2 separate regions of the Homo sapiens genome follow, and region 1 is linked to region 2. A link is an interaction called in ENCODE POLR2A ChIA-PET data of the cell type or tissue named here. Cell type or tissue: HepG2. All regions are shown on one strand. Each heading gives the region's core, and the rest is flanking DNA. Links, peaks and the distances in the headings are about the cores only.

Region 1 (7,689 bases), core at 1,405-5,404, 1.2 Mb after region 2:
AATAATCAGAGAGGCGTCCCTGCATTGATTAAACACCAAGGGAAGGCTGCCTTCCCAGTCCGTGACCGGCGCCGGAGTTTTCGGTCCACGGATAAAACATGTCTCCTTTGTCTCTCCCAGAAAATGAAAGGAATTGAAATTAAGAGAAGGGAGAGTGAAGAGTGGAAAGGAGAAAGTGGTTGAGGGACAGTGAGAGAGGTTGGAGAAGAGAGTAAGAAGAGGCTGCTTACCTGATTTAAAATTGGTGAGATGTTCCTTGGGCTGGTCAGTCTGAGGACCTGAGGTCGTAGGTGGATCTTTCTCACCGAGCAAAGAACAGGAGGACAGGGGATTGAGCTCCCAAGGGAGGTCCCCCGATCCAAGTCACGGCACCAAATTTCATGCGCGTCTGTGTGAAGAGACCACCAAACAGGCTTTGTGTGAGCAATAAAGCTTTTAATCACCTGGGTGCAGGTGGGCTGAGTCCGAAAAGAGAGTCAGTGAAGGGAGATAGGGGTGGGGCCGTTTTATAGGATTTGGGTAGGTAAAGGAAAATTACAGTCAAAGGGGGTTGTTCTCTGGCGGGTAGGAGTGGGGGTCGCAAGGTGCTCAGTGGGAGTGCTTTTTGAGCCAGGATGAGCCAGGAAAAGGACTTTCACAAGGTAATGTCATCACTTAAGGCAAGGACCGGCCATTTACACTTCTTTTGTGGTGGAATGTCATCAGTTAAGGTGGGGCAGGGCATATTCACTTCTTTTGTGATTCTTTAGTTACTTCAGGCCATCTGGGCGTGTATACGTGCAAGTCACAGGGGACGCGATGGCTTGGCTTGGGCTCAGAGGCCTGACATAAGGGATGTACAGATGTTTCTACTTAAATTTGCTTGTGCAGATTGGTAAGGGCATCAACGAAAAATTAACTGTTCTTCTAAAAGTCTTGGGAAGGAAAGAAGATAAGGAGACAGGAAATGGAACAACTAGTCATAGAAGAAAGGAGAGAAGGAGGAAAAGCTCAGGGAAGAAAGGTTGGGCAAACTTAGAAATTGAGTAAGGTTTCAAGTGACAGAGAGTAGGCAATTCAGGTCCAAAATCCCTTATCTACAATTCTGAAATTATGAAAGCATGAAAACAAACATTTTTAAAAATTCATTTGATAGCAAAACCTGACCTGAATTACTGTGAAGGTTTTCATAGTCTTTCTCTTGTGTAGCGGGAATATTTCTTTGTTTTACTGCAATAAGGTTAACATTGTGGATGAAAAAGAGTCAAACTTTGTAAAATATTTGAAAGGATTTATTCTAAGCCAAATATGAATAACCAAGGCCCGAGGCACAGTCTCAAGAGGTCCTGAGAACATGTGCCCAAGGTGGTTGGATTACAGCTTGATTTTGTACATTTTAGGGGGACAGAAGTTACAGGCAGACATCAATCAATATATATAAGGCCTAAGTTGGCTTGGTCCAGAAAGGGAGGACAACTTGAAGCAGAGGCTTTCAAGTCATAGGTAGCTTCAAAGGTTTCCTGACTAGCACTTGGTTGATAGAGTTATTAGCTAAAGAACTGGAATCAATAGAAAGGAATGTCTGAGTTAAGATAAGGGATTTTGGAGGCCAAGCTTCTTACTATGTAGATGAAGCCTCCAGGTAGCAGCCTTCAGAAAGAATAGATGAAAATGTCTCTTATTAGACTCCAAAAGTTACCAAACTCTTAATTAATCTCTCCTGGATCAGGAAAAGACCTGGAAATGGAAGGGGATTCTCTATACAATGTAGATTTTTCCCGTAGGAGACAGCTTTGCAGGGTCATTTCAAAATATGTCAAAGAAATATATTTTGGGATAAAATACTCAGATTTCTTTCAGGGCCTGCTATATGTCATGTGATGAGATACTAGAGTCAGGTTGGAATTTGGTATATTATTGCTACAAAGTGCCTATTTTGTCAGTCTTAAGATCTCTGTTTTAATGTTAATGCTGGTCAGTTGTGCCTGAATTCCAAAGGGAGGAGAGTATAATGAGGGATGTTTGGCTGTCCCCTCTTCCCATCATAGTCTGAACTAGTTTTTCAGGTTAACTTCGTAATGCCCTTGGCAGAGAGAAAGGATCCATTCAGTCAGTTGGGAGGCTTAGAATTTTATTTTTGGATTACAATATGATTGATTATGGGGTATTGCCCTAGACTCTTCTGTAATATACATATATAAATATCATTATCTTTATAAAAATCAAGATAATTCTGAACTCCCGAACACCTCTGGCCCCAAGGGCTTCAGATAAAGGATTGTGGACTTGTATAACTAACATTTCACAAAGGTATGTGAAAGGGGAATACATTTGTCCAGGTCTCAGAGTATTATGTGGGTGTTTGGGGTTAAATGATGTCTCCCTCACCTTCAAATTCTTATGTTAAAGCCCTCTCCCCCAAGTATCTCAAAATGTGACCTTATTTGGAGATAGGGTCTTTACAGAGGTAACCAAGTTAAAATAAGGTCACTAGGGTAGGCCCTAATGCAGTATGACTGGTGTTCATACAAAAAGAGGAAATTTGGGTATGAACAGGCGTAGAGAGAAGATCGCTATCTACAAGCCAAGAAGAGAGGCTAGAACAGATCCTTTTCTCTTAGCTCTCAGAAGGAACTAACCCTGCCCACACCTTGATCTTGGACTTCCAGGCTCCAGAACTGTGAGACAATAAATTTCTGTTCTTTAAGTCACCCAGTCTGTGATACTTTGTTACAGGCCCGTAGGAAACAAATACAGTAGATTTGTGAGTGCTGTGAACCCCAAATATCAGAGACAGGTCTCAGTCAATTTAGAAAGTTTATTTTGCCAAGGTTAAGGACACACCCGTAACACAGCCTCAGGAAGTCCTGACAGTATGTGACCGAGGTGGCCAGGGGTACAGTTTGCTTTTATACATTTTAGGGAGACATGAGACATCAATCAATATGTGTAAGATGTATATTGGTTCATTCTGGGAAGGTGGGACAACTTGAAGTGAAGGCTTCCAGGTTAGAAGTAGATAAGAGACAAAAGGTTGCATTCTTTTGAGTCCTTGATCAGCCTTCCACTGAATGCACAATCTAGTCTGACTTAGTGAATCTGCATTTTTACATAAACAATAGGGCAGAGGAAGCAATCAGGTATGCGTTTGTCTCAGGTGAGCCTCACAGGGATGATTTTGAGCTCTGTCTGTCCTTTGTCCACAAGGAATTTCCTGTGGGCAAATTGTAAGGGAGATATGTAGCTTCTTATCTTTGTAGCTATCTTATTTAGGAATAAAATGGGAGGCAGGTCTGCCTAACATAGTTCCCAGCTTGACTTTACTCTTGGCTTAGTTATTTTGAGATTCCAAGATTTATTTTCCTTTCATAGTGCTCTACAGGAAATGCAGGAGATATTGGCGTGCTGCAGGTAAAGGGAATAAGACCTGCCTGGCACAGTGGCTCATGCCTGTAATCTCAGTGCTTTGGGAGTCCAAGGCAGGAGGATCGCTTGAGGCCAGGAATTCAAGATCAGCCAAGGCAACATGGCTAGACTCCAGTCTTCACAAAAAATTAAAAAATTATCTAGGTTGGGAGACTGAGGTGGGAGGCTCACTTGAGCCCAGGAATTCAAGACTGCAGTGAGTTATGATCACGCACTCCAGCCTGGGTGATGGAGTGAGGTTCTGTCTTTCTAAAAATAAAATAAAATAAATAAAACAAAATAAAGCCAAAAGTGGCTTAAAAGTTTGAATTGGAGATAAATAGTTCTAGGGTTGTTTCAGTGTCTCGATGCTGTCATCAAGGACCTGGCCCCTCTTTTCTTGCCTTTTTTCCCCTCTTCCCTTCCCTCCCCTCCCCTCCCCTGCCCTCCCTCCCTCCCTTTCCCTCCCCTTCCCTTCCCTTCCCTCTCTTCTCTTTTCTTCTTTTTCACCTCCTCCTTCCCTCCTCCTCCTCCTCCTCCTTCTCCTCCTACTCTTCTTCACCATCAGTGTGGCAGCAGTATCTCTCTCCATGGCTATACAATGGCATCAGTTGCTCCAAGTATTATATCCTCATATGACAAAATGTAAAATAGGAAAGGAAGAGGTTCTTCTTGAGGCTTTCTCAGCAGTCTCCCTATATTTATTTCATTGGTCAGAACCAAGTCACATGGCCATTGCCTGCTGCAGGCAGGCTTGGAGAGGGGGTACAGTCTGTTCTGCCACATCCATTTCCAGAAAATGAATTAGTACACAGACATGCATTGATAAATAGGGGAATTATGTCGATATACTCTGGAAGTTGTGTTGGTGTAGCAAAAAAGCAGAATATAGCAGCCTAGCAGGAGAGAGAATTAATAATAACGTTTAGCAGGAAAAGTAAAAGCCTTTAGCTGTACAGGCAGGAAACTTTTTTAACTTTGTGAAAGAAAATTTAAAATGAATGCTTATTCCCGACACTCCCTTATGTGAGGGCACCTGTTACTCCTGAGTCTCATACAACTCTAAGCCTGTGGCGGGTTGCACTTCCTCCTATATTTCACTTGCATCCGTGTGAAGAGACCACCAAACAGGATTTGTGTGAACAACAAGGCTGTTTACTTCACCTGAGTGCAGGTGGGCTGAGTCTGAAAAGAGAGTCAGCGAAGAGAGATAGGGGTGGGGCCGTTTTATAGGATTTGGGTAGGTAAAGGAAAATTACAGTCAAAGGGGGTTGTTCTCTGGTGGGCAGGGGTGGGGGACACAAGGTGCTCAGTAGGGGAGCTTTTGAGCCAGGATGAGCCAGGAGAAGGCATTTTACAAGGTAATGCCATCAGTTAAGGCAGGAACAGGCCATTTTCACTTCTTTTGTGATTCTTCAGTTACTTCAGGCCATCTAGATGTATATGTGCAGGTCACAGGGGATATAATGGCTTAGCTTGGGCTCAGAGGCCTGACACTATACCGACTCTATCAGCAGCCTCACTGTCTCAGAATTCTGGAATGCATTCCATATTGTTCTTTCTTTCTTTCTCTTTTTAAAGTGACTTCTTAAGCATAACATATATGAACCATATGTGAATACATGAACCAGAAATGAATAGTCCATGTTGTTTTAATGCATTTTATTATATCCTGAGTAGCTCTAGCTATCTTAACTACCTGCCTGGGGTTGTCCAAGTTATATTCTGAAATACCCACTATTTTTTTTTAGGTCTACTTTAACCCCCAACCCCTTCTTTTTCCTATAAGCTCTGTTATTTTTAGGGCCTAATTTTGCAAAAAAACAAGGATTTCCAGTAATGGACTTATAGCTGAAACAACTGAATCTGACATTTTCAGTTCCTGTCCCAAGAACAGGGCTCTGTCAGCTGGAAGAAGCAGGTGCAATGATTTGTTGGGTAGAGGTCAGCAATGCCCGTCTCATAGTGCATATGGACATAACTTTACTCTCACAGGTTCAATATTTGACATGACGAGAATGGTTCAGAAAAAGTAAAAATTGCTACAGGTGAATGTGGAAACTGACAGTTTAATGTAATTGGTAGTAGATTGTCATTCAAGTGCAATTTGTATTGTTACTAACAGATTTGTGTACAAGGTTTGGGAAGGATTTGTGGCTCCTCCTTTGCCATCACGTGGATGTAGGAGAGGGGAATGAGAGGCTGGTCAACCAGATTAGCAAAGCCTTTTTATCTATGCACAGCAGATCTTTGAGCAGCCCCAGACTACAGAAGCTGCTTGGAAATGTGGAGATGAGGATTCACTGGCCAATGCTTAGGCATTCTAGGGGAATTTTTGGAGTGGGGGATAACTGCGAACACCCAGACAGGCCACAAACATCCAGAAGTAGCTTTCCTTGAAGGAAGCTAGAGCATATTAGCACATGGGCCAGCCTGGGAAACATGAGTCATACAGTCCCCCCAGCCTGACCTGCCCCCGGATAGCAGAACCCACACTGCTGGGCCACAGGGAGTAATTGTAGGTTCTCCATAAGGCACTTCTCTGCATTCAGCCAACTGAGAGGAGAGAAATATCATCAATCTTGATTTAAATAGAAAAATATCTTTCACAACTCCCTTTAGCGATTACCTAGATTCTTCTTAAAGATCACCAGTGACAGGTAATGTACTCTCTTTGGAATTTATACTATATAGTTAAGAGAATGGATTCAAGTCAGACTGCCTGGGTTCAAATACCAGTTACTCTACTCAACCAATGATCTGATCTTGATCAAATTATTTAACATCCTGGGTCTCAGTCCTTTCATCTATAAAATGATGGTAATAATATATAGCATAAGGTTGTGAAGATTTTATATATATATATGTATACATACATATATACACACATATATATACACACACATATATTTAGTTAGAACATAATTAAGTTATATATATAACTTTATCTATATATATAACTTATATGTATGTAACTTAGAGAAACCTAGCACCATACAAGTGTCATTCTTAGTACTATTATTGCAATTATTTTTATTAGAATGACCAAATCAAAGATCATCCAAATCAGAACACATGGTCTGACCAGAAACTTGATTCCGTTTCTTGGTTGAACTGAGAAGTTAAGTTGGATATCAAAATATTTGTAAAAAACATTTGTTGCCTTTACCCACCTCCTCATCTCCTATTCTTTCTTCCATTCATTCTTTTGGAAACTATCTAGCAGTTTCTCTCTGGAGGGCTGTATTCTCTGCTCTCAGAATAAGTACTTCAAATGCTTCAAGTAGGGATAACACTGTCTCCATCTCCAGGAGTGGGCATGTGATTCAGTGCTGGCCAGTCAAAGGCATACATTCCCCTGACCATGTGATTTGTTCAGACTTGGGCATGAAACGTTGTCAGAGCCAGTGGGGAACGAGTGTTTTGCCAGGTCAGCAGGAAGAAGCACAGATGCGCTCATTGTACGAGTTGGACCTGGGGGGCTTTTGGAGCTGCTGGTAGCCATTTGGCAGCATATAATGCCTAAGGAAAAATCCGTGGCATATATTTGTTATTCTTTTTGGCCACTGAGCACCTTCGAACAACTTTCCTATGTTGATGAATTCCCCAACTGATGAGAACATCTTTGTAAAAGCTAGATTCTTACCTTTGAGTCTTTCTTACTCCAGTATATGTGTGTTCTAGGATTTGCTATCAGACCCACTCTTGTCAGACTTTTAATCAGAAGCCAATGAGGTAAATAAGGACTTTATTCTCAGGAGGCAGTAGCAGCTTTATCCCATTTCTAGAAGCACAAATAGCAATGATTCTAGCAGGAGCATCCAGTGCCTGAAACTAGAACTGTTGGGACCAGTTATACTGGCAATGGTATCTCCAGTGAGTTGGTTTTTAACCTGATTTGCAGTTGAGTTACTGGATACAAGTTCCCGAATTTCATTCTCAAATCTTTCCAAAGGTAGTGTGAGCTAGCTAAAATATTTCAGTAAATTTAGTTTTCTGCTTAAACTATCCATAGTTGGTTTCTGTTGTTTGCATTTAGGAACAATAAGTAACAGAATTAAAGCAGAGAAGAGCAGATTCAGGAGATGGAAAGAGACCAGGTCCTAGAGATCTGTTATGGGTTCTCAGATCCAGCCACACCTGAAGCCAGAACCCCTTGCTGCTTCATTTATATGAAGTGATGAATTCTCATTTTCTTCAAGCCAATTTGAGTTGGATTTTTGAAGCTTGCCTTCAAATACAGATACTCCTCCACTTACAAGGGGGTTATATCTCGATAACCCCCTTGTAAGTGGGAAATATTGT
Region 2 (7,689 bases), core at 2,351-6,350:
ACATTACCATGCTTTTATTTTCCCAGTCCATTCTGGGTCTTTGTTAACATAATCTGGGATTTCTATACTCAGACAATATTGCCAAAACATCATCATAGCTTATATTTTAAGGGCTTTTCCTTTCCAAGTTATTTTTCTTATTTCATATTTTTATAGTTTACATTTCTTATTTTTATATATCTTTTATAGCTATACTTACAATTAGATATCTATATTTAAATGGTTTTAAAACTAACTGCCATTTTTTACAAGGCTAACAGTTTCTTGTGTTTTTCAGTTTTTAGTCTGCTAGAGTTTATATATTGTTTTTTAATTTGAGGTAGGTTACATGGGTGATATGATAAATTGCTGAACTCTGAACTCTTGCATAAGACACAATAATTTTCTGTTGCCTTTACACAAGAATAACAAGCTGGGTGGATATAAAATCATTTGCTTACAACTCTTCTCCCTTAAAATCTATGGAGAGTCATCAGTCTCTTCTATCACTTGAGCTACAAAGCAACCTGAAGACAAACTGATCGTGTGTGTGTGTGTGTGTAACTTTTTCTGACTGGATGCTTTGTGAGCTGTCTTGATAGTTTAAAATGAACAATCTCTCTCCATTGATATTCTCTGCTATTCAGTAATTAGTATTCCCACTACCTATTCCTATTTTCAGTTCAAGCATATAATGGAATTTAATTTTGATTATTGCAAATTTAGAGTTTGGGTTGTTTACTTTCTGTCACCTCATCATTTTTATTCCGTGACCTTGTTACTGGTGCCCTGGGTTCTTGAGCTCTCCCATGATAGAAATCAAGAGAGATCACCAAACATAGCAACAAAAGAGTTTTATTCAGCTTGCGCACAAGGGAGTCAGCACTGAAAGGAAAGGGGAATGGGTTAATCCCTGAGGATAGTGTGTGGGTATGTTTTATAGGGCCTTTCTACAGGGAAGGATTACATCAGGGCATGTATATAAGTCTTTCTAGCATTTGTGCAGTGGCTCAACATACTTCTTCATACATTGTATGCATCCTCAGTATTATAAATCTCTACCCCAGGCAAGATTTTTAGCATTAAAAGGAGGAAGGGGTTGAAGTGTCTCCAGATCCCTGAGGAAGTCCCTAGCCCCCTCCATTAAGAACTTGCATTTGATAACTTCTTGGATCTTTTGTTACTGATTGGCTGAGAGTTAGGTAAGCTAGAGCTTGAGTAAGGGGCTTTTGCTCTCTTCCTCCAGTTCATATTCAAACAGGAAACCAACCAACCTGCTTTTCTCAACCTTATCTTCTGCATTCTGGGAAATTGTTTCCAGTTTATCATGAAAATTACTAATTGAACATTTTACAATGTTAATCTTGCTCCTTACCATCTCCAATGAAGACTTTAATTCTGATACTCTATTTTTGCTTTCCTGGAAAGTTGCTCATTTTGGTTAACTCACCATCTCAGTCTGCTGAATGTGTATCTTCAGCATTGCTTCATAGAGCCCATGTATTTTTGCATCTTAATGAAGAAAAGTGCATATTTTCTATAGGTTGTTTCTGTTTTGCAAAGAAAAGCCACTGCATGCTCTTAACTCTGAACTTTCATAATAATTTTCGTAGGCTGTATCCTTTCTCCCTCCCAACACAGAGCTATTAGGGTACATTATTTATTTGTTGGTTGAAGGGTACATAGAATGTTATCCCTCTCACTATCCACTTGGGTGTTCCAAGATTTTCTTTCTTACCTAGACCTCATTTAGAGATGGCCATGAATGTCCTAAGCCAGTGTGTAGTATGGCTATGCTGGACTAAAGTGGGATCTCTTATGTCTGTAATTGCTGGATGGGAATTTATTTTTAAAAATCTGAAGTACTCTGCAATGCAATTTATGAAAATGATGGTACCCTGCAAATATATTGCTCCCAGTGCTGTAAGAAGGCTGTATACCCATATTGATTCTCCTTTACTCTCTACAGTCCTCTATATTGAGACTTGTATTCCCTGAATGTGGGATGTGAAATAGTGGAAAGCAGAGTTGGCTACCTAATTTGCAGGGCCCAGTGCAAAATGAAAATATGGGGCCCCTTAAAATAAAGGTGTTGTTAAAGGTAGTAATATATAAGCATTTCCCTTTCTTCTGCAGTCTCTCTTTGGACCTATCATGCTGGTTTTTTAAATTTGCTATTGAATGTCACACACCTTTGGGCACAGGTACATTTGCTGGACAAGTGCAGACCCTCACAGGTGCCTGTGCCCACCCTGCAGTCCACTGCCACAATAATGCACCCTGTCCTGGCTGGGGGTGGGAAAGCCAATCTCCTCTTCCCATGTGTCTGCCTTCCCAACCCAGAGCAATGGGTAACTACCCAGAGATTACAACCTGTCAGAGCTGCTCAGTACCTGGATTGGGGTGAGTGAGCAGCTCACCCCAGCCAATCCCCACCTAATGCACCACAGCACTATCAGCCTGGGGCAAAATACCTCCTGCCATGCCTTACCCAATATGCCCTTGGGCAACATGCCCAACCTCAACCTCTGTGAATTTGTGCCCAGGCCCCTGCCAGGGGAGGAAGCTGGCAGTGGTCACCAGGCAGGAGTGGGGAGAAAGAAGCTGGGTGGCACTTTGGGAGCCGAGGGGGGCAGATCACGAGGTCAGGAGATCGAGACCATCCTGGCTAACATGGTGAAACCCGGTCTCCACTAAAAATACAAAAAATTAGCCAGGTGTGGTTGCGCACACCTGTAGTCCCAGCTACTCAGGAGGCCTAGGCAGGAGAATCGCCTGAACCCGGGAGGCGGAGGTTGCAGTGAGCCAAGATCACGCCACTGCACTCCAGCCTGGGTGACAGAGTGAGACTCCGTTTCAAAAAAAAAAAAAGGTGGGTGGGATCTGTAGTGACAAAGGTCGCAGAGCTGGCAGCTGAGAGCCGGTCCTAAGAGGCAAGAGAAGGGACCACGTACACCTAGGCCTCAAGCCCCAGTGTGTGTTCCATTGCCCCATCAGACTTCACTTTCCAACCTCTTTTAAATGATTTACAAATCTACTTATTTTAAAAAGCTGTCCAGACCTTTTGTGTTTTTCTGTGCCTGCAAGGACATTTTACTAAGTTAACATAATGCACAGATAATTCTTTGCCTGATGATATTTTCACTCACAATGTTACTTAGACCTTAAGAAAGGTAAAGAAGACTCCTTCCTTTCAACAACTCTGTACTGGTGTATCCAGCACCATGAAGCTCTGAGGCCTCCTCTATTCACTGAAACAGGAGAGCAGACAGGTAGAGTATAAGGAAGTGGAGAACAAGTTTGTTTGTTTTTCTAATAGCTGACTCTAGAATTCTTTTAAGATGACTGTCTGTTAAGGAAAAAAGTCTTTTCTAAGCTGCCCGGGGTAGAGGGTGAGATACAAAGGTTACTTGCACAAGCGCTAAAAGTTGCTTGCTTGCTAAATTGAAGTGCGTGAAACAAAGAGGAATTTGTCTTGCTGAAAGCGGGAGTGAAAATGCATAATGGAGAGGGATTCTCCCTGAGATGACGGAAGGCTCTACGCTCTGGGTGGTCTTTCTATCTCTGGGAGATCCAAATTTATAGAATGTGGGATAATTTTTTTTTCTGAGGTGAAAATACAGAATCTTAAAAATAATAGCCAACACACTTCTCATTCCCAGTAATTCTTGTCCTATAGCTTGACTGCTTCAGGGAAAACACAAATAATGGTGAGAACAAAGAAGTCTTTGCTTAGCTTTGACTTTCAAAGTAGACCAAAGGCAAAAAAAAAAAAAAAAAAAAAAAGAGTGCAGTAGAAACAATAATCTGGAAAGCAAGGTTTTCACTTGCAAGAGCCAGGCTATTTCGGAAAGGAAAGGAAAAAAAAAAAAAGATTTGTGATTCTGAGAAGCTAAGAAACTACTAAGGACTGAAGGGGTTCAGGTCATGCCACCCAAAAACATGCCACTTCGGCATAAGGATTATTTGAGCTGAAGGCAACTGAGAATCAACAGATGCAGGAAGTGTCCTCTGCTCTCCTCTCGTTTGCCTAAAAGTAGGGAACACATTTTCCTTGTGAAAGTATTGTCCTATAACAGAACTTAGGTCTGGCTATTCACAGTTTGAAAAGCCAGATACATGAGATGCCAAGTGTGGTGAAAGGAAAGCAGTTTTAATAAAATGCTAGCAGTTGAGGACATGTCCGGACTCGAGTCTCAAAATGATAACTCAAATTTTAAGGCTGACTGAAGGGGTTTATAAAAGGGAAACCTGGTGTGGGAAACACGCAGGAATCGTATAGAGTACAGGTCTGCATGTCTTGTTCCGATGGCTATCTTGAGTTACTGTCCACCTGGAGTACTAGCTGGTCCCATGTCGACTGTGACCAGGTTGTAGATTAACCACCTTGAGGTAATCTGCAGCTGGGTCTCCAGGCCTGGGCTGTTTCAAGATTAGCCCCTGGAATTTCTTTTCTTTTTTTTTTTTTTTTTGCCCTGTCCCCCAGGCTGGAGTGCAGTGGTGCGATCTCAGCTCGGCTCACTGCAAGATCTACCTCCCGGGTTCATGCCATTCTCCTGCCTCAGCCTCCAGAGCAGCTGGGACTACAGGCGCCCGCCACCACGCCCAGCTAATTTTTTTTTTTTTTTGTATTTTTAGTAGAGACAGGGTTTCACGGTGTTAGCCAGGATGGTCTTGATCTCCAGTGATCTGCCCACCTCGGCCTCCCAAAGTGCTAGGATTATAGGCGTGAGTCACCGCGCCCGGCCAGCCCCTGGAATTTCTAAGCAAGCATACAGTTAGATAAGCATGTATAAGTTGGTCATAAGGTCATGGTATAAGGCAGTGTCCAGGGGGAAGGAGAGAAAAAAAAAGGAAAAAAACCTTTTAAATACACTTTAAGGCTAGTGGGAAGGCTTTAAAATACATTTTAAAGCTGACACTCTTGGTTACAACTCCCCACTGTCAAGTTCCATTTCATTTCTATGGAAAGGGGGTGATGTGCTCCATCTAGGTACTTCCTGCTGAAACGGGGTGCAGTTAAGGTGCAGTGGAATGGAACCTCACCACTTGGAGTGGAAAATATTTGTGAGTCCATGGGCTTAAGGAAGAGATCTGCTAGAGCATCATGGTGAGTGTGTAACTGCAATAGAGTCTACAGCAGCAGAATAAACCTAGCCCTATAATCATGGCTAAAATTATGAGCAACTTTTTTTCACCAAGAGGGGCCTGATCCAAACCATGAGGAGAGCCACTGACTTAGGACATTGTGGGATAAGACATAGCATTAATTTGCTTATGCATGTCTCATAGGGCTGAGGATTTGTTTCCAGAATTATCTAGGATGTACACATACCACTCAGTCTTAATTATAGTGCACATTCTCCCCTATCAATCGTGCTTGGAGGTCCTGTGGGAATATGACAACATGTTGGCTGAACTTACATATTTAACAGGTTGCAGGAGGGGCTAGGAATATTCATGAAGGTGGTCCTGACCCATGTGCATTCAACAAATATGCATGTAACATATGACCCATGTTATTTTGTGGTGGAGACTTAATATTTAAACGTATTACAATTAGGTCCTATACATTAAAAGGTCTTTTCAGGGCAGAAAGGCACGCAAGTGTGCAATTTCTGTAAACCAGCTAGAACTAGCCCATAGTCCGTGGTCTTCTATCAGGTGAAAATTATTAAAGTCAGTCTCGTGTTAATTAAATCTGTAGTTATGGCTGATGGAACAGGGGCTGGGGGCCAGTGAGTTTGAGGCCAGTGCTTGTCTAACTGTTAGGGAAAAAGAAAACCCTTGTAGCAGCTAGAACACAGCTTACTATTTTTTTTTTTTTTTTTTTTTTGAGACGGAGCCTTGCTCTGTCACCCAGGCTGGAGTGCAGTGGCGCGATCTCGGGTCACTGCAAGCTCCGCTTCCTGGGTTCATGCCATTCTCCTGCCTCAGCCTCCAGAGTAGCTGGGACTACAGGCGCCCGCCACCACACCCGGCTTTTTGTATTTTTTTTTTTTTGTAGAGACGGGGTTTCACTGTGTTAGCCAAGATGATCTCGATCTCCTGACCTCGTGATCCACCGGCCTCGGCCTCCCAAAGTGCTGGGATTACAGGCGTGAGCCACCGCACCCGGCCAGCTTACTCTTTAAGTGTAGGCATGTATCACTTAACCCCTGCCTGCATGGTCTTAGGTCCTGTTTATAATTTGGTATTTTGTTGTTACAAGAGTCGGTTTTGTCGGTCTTATAATCTCTATTTTAATGTTAGTGGTGGTCACTTGTGCCTAAATTCCAAAGGGCGGGGGGTGGGCACAATGAGGTGTGTCCAATGCCCACTTCCTGCCATACCCTGATAGATTTTCAGGGTTTTGGGGATCCCGTTTGGCCAAGAGCGGGTCCATTCAGTCTGTCGGGAGGCTTAGGATTTTATTTTTTTAGTTCATATTCCTTTTATGGTCAACATATGCCAGAGGCACTATCGATATAAACAAGTCAATTTTGTAACCTGGTTTTTTGGCTTTTGGTTTTGGTCTCTTATGTTGCTTAATTAAAGGAGTTTTCTGAGCGCCTGCCCACCTCCATTCCCATTTGGCCTAAAACATTGAATTGGCTGTAAGTCTTCTGACTCTAAATCCCTTGGCCATAGGGGTCCCACTGAGGAACGTGATGGACCCAGGGCAGCCAGCCACACCACCCCTGGCATCGATATGGGACAAAAGAAAAGCTTGGCCATCGATAATGCCTCTGGGGTTTAGGGAGCTTCTAAGTCGGTGAACACATCCACGTGCTAGAAGGATGGTACATCCCAACTCCAAAGGGATAAAGCCTGCACTCAGGACCCTTCTAGACCTCCCCCTATGTATCGCTTGTTCATTTGTATCCTTTAGAATAAACTACTAGTAAGTGTAGCATTTTCCTGGGTTCTATGAGTCATTCTAGTAAATTATCAAGTCTGAGGAAGTATTGGGAGAATGCCTGACTAATCTGGGGGCCTAATACTTGCAACTGGCATCAGAAATGAGGGCAATCTTGTAGGACTGAGCCCTTGAATCTGTGGAATCTGATCCTAATTCTGGGTAGTTAGTGTCAGAATTGTAGGACACATAGTTGATGTCAGAGAGTTAGAGAAGTGTTGTTGGAAAAGATACCATTTATTTGGTGTCAGGAGGGAAAAAAGCTCTCAGGCCCCTGCCAAACTTTAACACTGTTACTTCTAATTGCACCTTACTCGCATCACATTGCAATTCTATTAGTCTGTTACTAGAACATGACCTGCACTCTTGATTTTCACGTGACACCCCCTATTCTATCACAAACACAACTAATTACTTCATGGACAACATTACTTGTGATGAAAAGCCTTCCCAGATTCTTATAAGAATTTATCTTTCTCTCATACTTTAATGTATCTTTAATAATGGCACTTTCACAGTCTATTTTGTGTTAGTGGGGGCAAGAAATGCACAAAGAACTAAAAAACTTTTTATCATATGAGGGACATTCTACAAAATACCTGACCACTTTTCCTCAAAACTGTCAAGATCATCATGTCCAGACAATCAAAAACGAGGAAATTCTAAGAAACTAGTACAGCCAAGAGGAGCCTAAGAACACACAATGACTAAACATAATGTAGTATCCTGGCTGGATGCCTGGAACAGGACACCAGGTTCAAACCAAGGAACTCTGAATAAAATACAGATAAACAAAAACCCATTGTGGATAA

Evidence for each region. ChIA-PET counts read pairs that join two places held together with the same protein. Peaks named below come from ENCODE experiments on the same cell type or tissue, not always from the same donor. Only the 100,000 strongest peaks of a DNase experiment are listed, where the experiment ranks them.
Region 1: POLR2A ChIA-PET joins it to region 2 with 5 read pairs; 2 of 35 experiments call an interaction of 5 or more read pairs at or near these places.

What each region holds. Positions count from the first base shown.
Region 1 is chr4:87,914,942-87,922,630 of GRCh38, reverse strand. No RefSeq gene overlaps it. Among named protein-coding and RNA genes, the nearest start is that of SPP1, 57 kb to the left of the region's middle. RefSeq lists enhancers at 1-396, 397-924 and silencers at 2,460-2,754, 2,980-3,274. In HepG2, for the core only: no CTCF peak of the experiment used is centred there; no DNase peak of the experiment used is centred there.
Region 2 is chr4:89,119,276-89,126,964 of GRCh38, reverse strand. No RefSeq gene overlaps it. Among named protein-coding and RNA genes, the nearest start is that of TIGD2, 12 kb to the right of the region's middle. In HepG2, for the core only: no CTCF peak of the experiment used is centred there; DNase peaks (open chromatin) are centred at 3,374 and 4,734; H3K4me3 peaks cover 1,603 bases.